Linked DNA regions of Homo sapiens: region 1 is linked to region 2. The links are chromatin contacts, found by Hi-C or POLR2A ChIA-PET in ENCODE. All regions are on one chromosome and are shown on one strand. Each heading gives the region's core, a stretch centred on a gene start or an enhancer-like site at or near the end of the contact. The rest is flanking DNA. Distances are from core to core; before and after follow the strand shown.

Region 1 (3,438 bases), core at 771-3,270, 36 kb after region 2:
AGGTCAGGCTTCTTGAAGGAGGGGGCATTAGCCTGCAGGACGACAGGCTGGAGGAAGGGGGGGTACACTGGGGAGGAAGAGGGAATGGCATATGCTAGGATCCTGTGGCAGGCAGGAAGGCGGCTGGCCCTTAGGAGGACTAGGGAGGAGCTGGTGTGGCCGGGGTTCATGGGCGATGAGAGGGGATGAGAGGCAGCACTAGGACAGGCAGGGCCTGTAGCCCAGTGGGGCATCTGGAGACCCCGCCCCGCCATCAGGACACTGGGAAACCTCCCTGATGGAGGGTGGAGATTGGCTGAAGGGGCGACTCAGCTGCATGTGTAATTTTAGATCACTCCACTCTATTGCCTGTCTTCTCTGGAAACAAGGATCCCTGGAGCTCAGTAAAGGTTACAGGGGTAAAGCAGGGGAAGTGGTCCCACCTGCCCTGGAGGCAGAAGCATGGACAGAGAGCTTTGCTGGCTCTACCACACGCTAGACATCTTGTGCCTAATTAGAATCCCAGAATGCTGGCGTGGAGAAGACAGACAAAAGCATCCAGTCCTGCTCCTTTGTGTACAGATGAAGAGGCTGGGCCTAGAGAGGGAGAGGGGCCCACCTGGGTCCCCCAGCAGGGTGGTGGTGGTGCTGGAAACAAGATGGACTCTTTCTGACTCCCTTGGTGGTGGTAATGGTGGGTGGCAGGACCTGGGCTGGGGTCACTGGGTCAAACTAGTGTCACCTGGCCCCTGGGAGCTACCTATCTGAAGCAGCTCCAGAAACTTAAATTTGCTAATTAATTTATAATTCCAGCCCTAAGCCATAAAATCAAACCACACACTGAGCTGTCCACAGTTGCCTGACAGCTGGCCTGTCTGATCCTGGCTGTCTGCTCACAAATTGGTATTAGTGGCACCAAGAGCAGATTAACATGGTGACCAGGCACCCAGAAACTTGATGCCACCCGCTGGGCTCACTAAAGCTGTCAGTCTCCCCAGCTGCTAAGCTGCCCAGGCACCCATGTCTCCCCAAGCTTGGGTTGCAGAGCAGTCCTGGGCCCAGCAAGGAGTAGGACCTTTCTCAGCCATCAAGTGATGCCACTGGTCAAATATAAGTTACAGGAGAGAAAAGCAGGGAGGCATTGCCAGGAAAGCAGTATTCAAATTTCAGAGTTTGCACAGGGCTTGAGAATCAGTGGGGACCATGGGCATTCATCATCCTAGCCAAAGCCCACACTGCAGAGCCAGAGAACTGAGCCCAGAGAGGAAAGAGCTGCGGTGGTGTCATCCGGTACAGGACTATAGCTCGGGCTCCCTCCCCGACAACCTAATGCTCTACCTGTTCCTCTGAGTGAGAATGCCGCTTTCCCATCATCTCTGCCAACCTGCGTTTTTCTTTTATGTATTTGTTCACCTCATCAACTCCTACCTCCTGAGCACCTACTACTGTGCCAGACACTGTACAAGGCCCTAGGATACAGGAAGCAATCATTGTGGGAAGAACTAGAAATATGAAGAGTCATTCTTGAGGTTAGTATGATATACATTAGTGAACAAAGGAAGGGAGGGCGGGAAAACATCCCAGACAGGATGAGCCACGACATGGGTTGCATTAGATAGGGTTGGAAAACACCACGGTACAGTGGTGTAAGCAAGGCATTTTCCCTCCTGTAAAATTCCAGGGCCAATATGATCACTCTGACCTGCAAAAGCCTTGGACACCCATGCTCCTTCTACCCACTACGTCTCTGGTCCTCATGGGTCAAGATGGTAACCAGGGCTCTAGCCATCAGGTCCGCACTCCAGGCAGCAGGATGAGAAGGACAAAGAAGAAGTGGGAAAATATATGTTCCCAGAAACACTTGTATAAGAACACTTAATGTCAAGAACTATAAAGGGTCTGAAATTTTACTCAACTTGAAAGGTAATGAGTTAGGCTCTTGAGAGGCTGGCAGAAGATGCCAGAACCATGAGTCAGAGACAAAGGATGTTATTCCTCACAGCACAGCAAACAGCATGTGTATCAGCATATTTGCGTCAGTTCCTTTTGCCCCAAGTCCCACAGAACAATGTGAGTGGGCCCAGATGGATCCTGTACTTGCAGTGAATTGCATTACAGGAGAGGAACCCTGAGCTTAGGGAACCTGGATCTTTTACAATGGGAAGCAAGCGTGCTTGCCCTTTGCTCCAGAGGGAGACGCTTGATCTTCCAAAGCTGTCTGCAATACAAACACCCATGAAAAGATAGGTCAATCAGTGCCTTACTCATAAGATGTGTAGAAATGCGAGAGACTCATGGGGAATTGTCTCCCAATATACAGCAGCTTTATTCATAATAGCTCCAAACTGGAAAGAGCCCAGACGTTCATCAACAGGAGAAGAGATATATTTATGCAATGGACCATATTTGTGCAATAGCCATCTTAATGGGTGTGAAATGGTATCTCATTGTGGTTTTGATTTGCGTTTCCCTAAAGATGGGTGATGGGTGTCTTTTCACGTGCTTGCTGGCCATTTGTATATCTTCTTTGGAGAAATGCCTAAGTCCTTTGCCCCATTTTTTAATCAGGTTGTGTTGTTGTGTTAATTATAGAAGGTTTTAACCAGGGTGGTAACTTAGATTTACGTGTTTGGAAGATTCCTGTGGTGCCCTATCTGGAGTGTGAATTGAAGGCAAGAGTGAGAGTAGCATGATCAGGGCGGAAGCCGCTGCAATGATCCAAAGATGATTGATAGTCTTCACCAAAAGAGAACCACAGAAATGGAAAGGAAGGGATTGGGGAGAGAGGCATTAAGGAGCAAGAATGGGCAGGCTTGATGAGCGCATGGCAAGGGTGGGGAGAGAGGGGAAAAGTCAGGGCTGTCCAGGCAGTTGACTGACGACCAAGTACATCACCATAGAGAGGGCATCCTATAGGAAAAATTTGCAAACCCTCCTCTGGTAACCCCTGTCCCCATGAACTCCTACAGAAGCAGCTGCACGGGACCAGCATCTTCAACTTTTCCTGTTTGGTGATTTTGCTAAAATATCTCACCTAGCTCTGAGCACTCCCTGTTCACCTACCTCTCCCTCCCATCCCTCCATCACGTCTGGACACCTGATGCCCCTTATCTCTTGGCCCCAGTGCACGTGGGTTATCCAAATCTTCAGTTCCAGGCTCATGTCTGTCCTCACAGATTGACAACCTTCAGAAATGTCTCCAGCTTTTGGACCCTGGCTCCCTGGACTGCTCTTGACTTTGCCTGCTGCCCAGGTTTGGGGTCTACTTGCGTAGTGGGTATCGATTGGGGTGGGTGTCCAGCTGATGGGAGTGTGTCCAGTATGTGACCTGCCCCTAGCCACTGCCAATTAGCCCAGGATGGGGCCACTTGAACCAGGCTGAGCCAAGCAGAAGCCTTTACAATTCCCCATGCACAGACTGTCCCCAGACCAAGAGAAGCCAGAGACTCCGGTGTCCAG
Region 2 (3,560 bases), core at 994-3,493:
TCTGAATTTCCTTAGCAAATGGAGATTATCACCAAAGAAATGACTGATTTTCTAATGTGCAGCTCCCAGGTCATTAATTCAGAATTAGATACAGCCATGGATTTTTAGCTCCCTTAGGATGGGCCTGGGTCTCCTTCTCCTGTAACCTCCATACACACAGGCTGTACAGGCTCTGGTCAAAGGAGGCCTATAAAGTGTGTTAAAGTAGACTTATTTATTCATCAGGGCTGGTGTGCAAGTTTGTCTCATTTCATCTCCATACCAACACTTTGAGAGAGACACTAGGTCCCCATTTTACATATGAGAAACTGAGGCACAGAGAGAGGCTAGCAACTTGCTCAAGATTACATAGCCAGTAGGTAGTATAGCCAAGATTTGAACCCAGGCAGTCTGCCTCCAGTGCCTGAAGCCAGACCACACCATACACTGCCTCTGAGACTGAGCATGTGATGCTTGTCGTTTTACAAGACTTGCCTTAAGGTGTACTGAGGGATTGTGAGCAGAAACTGTCAGGGCCAGAAATGTGGTTCATTTTCACATTTGTCCCTGGAAAACTGAAACAACTGACCCTGCTGACAAGGCAGTCAGTGAATGTCTATGGTCTCATCCCTTAGCCCAGTGTGCTGTGTGCTGGGGATTACCAATTGCCTCCTTAGTTAGGTAATATTCCTTACCTAATTCTTCAGTAATAGAACTCTCAGTTTTGAGTTGAGCATATGGTTGCCTATAAAATAGGCTATTTCCCAGCAGCCTTTCCCGATGGACATAGGTGAGGCCATGTGGTTGAGTTCTGACTAGTGGGATACTAGTGGAAGTGTGCAAATTCTGATGCATTCTTAGAAGGAGGAGGCATGCTCTTCTGCTATCAGGTCTTGCTTCTGGAGAAAGGAGCAGGCTGAAATGCAAACATAATGGCTGGAGCTCCAGCAGCCATTTTGGACCCCAGGAAGCACCTTGGTCCAATGGGAGTCACACATGGGAGCAACAAGTAGAAGGAATGTGGGTCCCTCACACTATGGAGCACCACACCAGCCCTGGACGGACTACTTCTGGACTTCAAGAGCATGAGGAAAAATAAACTATTTTGTGTACGTGCTTACTACTCAAAGTATGCTCCAAGGACCGACAGCAATGGCATCTCCTGGGAGCTTGTTAGAAATGTACAATCTTGGGTCACACTCACACCTACTAAATCAATATCTACAGTTTAATAAGCTCCCAGTGATTTGTATGAACATTAGAGTTTGAGAAACACTGATTTAAGCCACTGTTATTGGCTGAACCTAATTCTAACTGACTGTGGCCATGACGGCCCTGCTGATGCTGGCAACTTGAGTCTCTCCTGTTATTCTTACAGTCTACTGAGGCTGCGGCTTCTGAGGAAGCCACCCGTGACTCAGGGGAGTCATTCTTCTGACAGTCCTTTCCTCATCCTGATCTTGCTGTACAGGACTCTGCGTGAAGAATGGACCCATTGAAAGCATTGGGAGAAATCAGGAGTCCCGAGGCTGTGTGTGGGTGTCTGTGCACATGAGTGGCTCTGTGTGGGCCTGCATGTGTGTGTGGAGAGGCTGGAGAGAGGAAGGGCGTGTGTTTACCCACTAGTTGTGTATGCCAATCTGTAAGGAAATAAGAAGAAGACAAGATGGGGACATCCAGCCTATGAAGAAATATGATTTAAATCAGATTGGCTCTGTGGTGAGCGCCTAACTGCGAGAATTCTGTGAAGCTAGGCATCTGGGAAGGTGCCATCATAAGAAACAGAACTGGGGACCTAAGTGGGGTGGGACAGGGATGCTGGCCCCTTCTGAGGATAGAGGCCATGTGGGCTGAGAGGCTGATGCTCCCCATCCATGGGTGTGGGAAGGCTGCCCGCTGGCACAGATCACGGATGTTAACATGCGGCCAGAGGGTAGGTGCAGAGCATGGTTTATGTGTGCTGGCCAGTGTTTCCATTGTCACTGGTGTTTCTACATCTCTCTCACCCTCTTTTGTCCCTCTTAGAAGAATTCCTTAACGCCTGATAGCCAGAAGGGCCCCCAGTTCCGAGAAATGTGGGAGGTGGTGAGGCTGGTGCTGTTTGTTTTCTTGCTGCTGGTGGCTATGCCAGCCTCCCCTTCTCTCTAGGAAGGGAGGGTAGCAGCCAGGGACCCAAGAGGTGATGTCATGCGACTGGCAGGTGTGGCAGCTGACCAAGGGGTTCTGGGATGGGTGCTTGTTTTCATGGGCAGTGATTGTAGTCACTCTTTGCTGGACAAACACACTCCCTGGACTCTGGCCCAGAAAAGCAATGCATAGCCAGGTGGGAAGGGCCAGCCCGCACCTGGTGACCCACACCCTGGGCAGATTCACAATTATAAATAATTGCAAGGCATTTTTCTGCCACAGAGGAAGTTGCTGTGTGACTTTGGGCAACTTACTTAATCTCTCTGGGCCTCAGTGTCCTCACCTGTAAGATGAAGATGATAATGTCTCCTTCTGGAGTTGTGAGGAGAACCTGAGTTAATAGATGTGAAGCACCTAGAAAGGTGACTGGCAACAGTAATCTTGGCAGTTTCTCCCAGTTGTTATTGATCACGGCCATTACTACTATTATTGCTAATATTCTTATTACAGCTAGTTCAGGGTCCTAGAGAAGTTGGAGGAGGGGCCTTCCATGTAGAGGGGCAGAGGGAAGGTAACGCTTTCCAGGAGGGCTGAAGATAAGCAGAAGTTTGCCAGGCAGAGAGAGGGGAGAGCATTGAGGTCCAGGGGATGGATGACATCTGCCAAGGCACGGAGGAACAAAGTTGTGGATCGGGAGGAGATCAGGCATGGCGGGGATAGAAAGGTCAGGGGCAGGCCAGGAGTGTGGGTGGGGCCTCATCCAGAACCTCTCTCCTCTTTGGATTTTCCAGACGGCCCAGCCTGGAGCCCTCTGCCCTCCTCAGCTGCACATGCCCTTGGTGAGGACTCTCTCGTGGTCTGGCTGCCCCTTGCCCTGTGCCTGCCTGGACCGAGAGCTCCAGAGGGCTCAGTGCTGCCGACCCTTTGTGGTCTGATTCTCTGCTGCAGCACGGGGCCTTGACGCCGGATACCTCCCTGAGGTTTTGTTAAATAAATCAGTGACTCTCCCTCTTGGTTCTACCAATCCCCCAGTACCTCCCCACCACCCACCTGCAATGCTCTGTCTACTTCCTCAGTTGCCCCAAATTTTCTAATTCTTCGGGACTCAACTGTCCTTTGCACAACATCCTCTGAGACGGCTCCAGACTCTCTCTGACCTCCCGTCCTCTCCTGTTCCATAACTGCTCTGAGCCTGGGCCTGCCCCAGGCTGCCCATGAGCACTTCCTTCCTTGTGTGGGCCCTGCAGTGGGTGGAAGCCTGGGCGCCAGCATCGGGCAGAGGAAGAAGCCTGCAGCCCTGGGGCCCTGCCTATGCAGCTCTTGTGCCCCCACCAAAGACTAAGCTTAAAGACCAGAAGGGCTAGAAGCTGTGAGGACAAGGTATTACTTTCCTTACAGCCCAGCGTCACTGTGCTTCAACACTGAGGCCTTGTTTGCATCCTCAAGCATTGACT

Evidence for each region. A loop is a pair of places that touch in the nucleus more often than their neighbours do. ChIA-PET counts read pairs that join two places held with the same protein, here RNA polymerase II (POLR2A).
Region 1: a loop to region 2 is called in a map of mammary epithelial cell, with 1.8 times the contacts of the local background. The contact joins two enhancer-like sites. A Hi-C loop is called at or near these places in 1 of 168 maps with a recorded cell type or tissue (mammary epithelial cell). POLR2A ChIA-PET finds 5 or more read pairs at or near these places in 5 of 52 experiments (AG04450, Caco-2, HEK293 and 2 more).

The regions. Positions count from the first base shown.
Region 1 is chr2:120,588,538-120,591,975 of GRCh38, reverse strand. No RefSeq gene overlaps it. Among named protein-coding and RNA genes, the nearest start is that of LINC01101, 120 kb to the right of the region's middle. RefSeq lists an enhancer at 2,959-3,438. Within about 2 kb of position 2,020, at least 3 of the 41 ENCODE cell types and tissues checked have a DNase peak (open chromatin) inside an H3K27ac peak, as active enhancers do.
Region 2 is chr2:120,624,659-120,628,218 of GRCh38, reverse strand. No RefSeq gene overlaps it. Among named protein-coding and RNA genes, the nearest start is that of GLI2, 110 kb to the left of the region's middle. Within about 2 kb of position 2,243, at least 8 of the 41 ENCODE cell types and tissues checked have a DNase peak (open chromatin) inside an H3K27ac peak, as active enhancers do.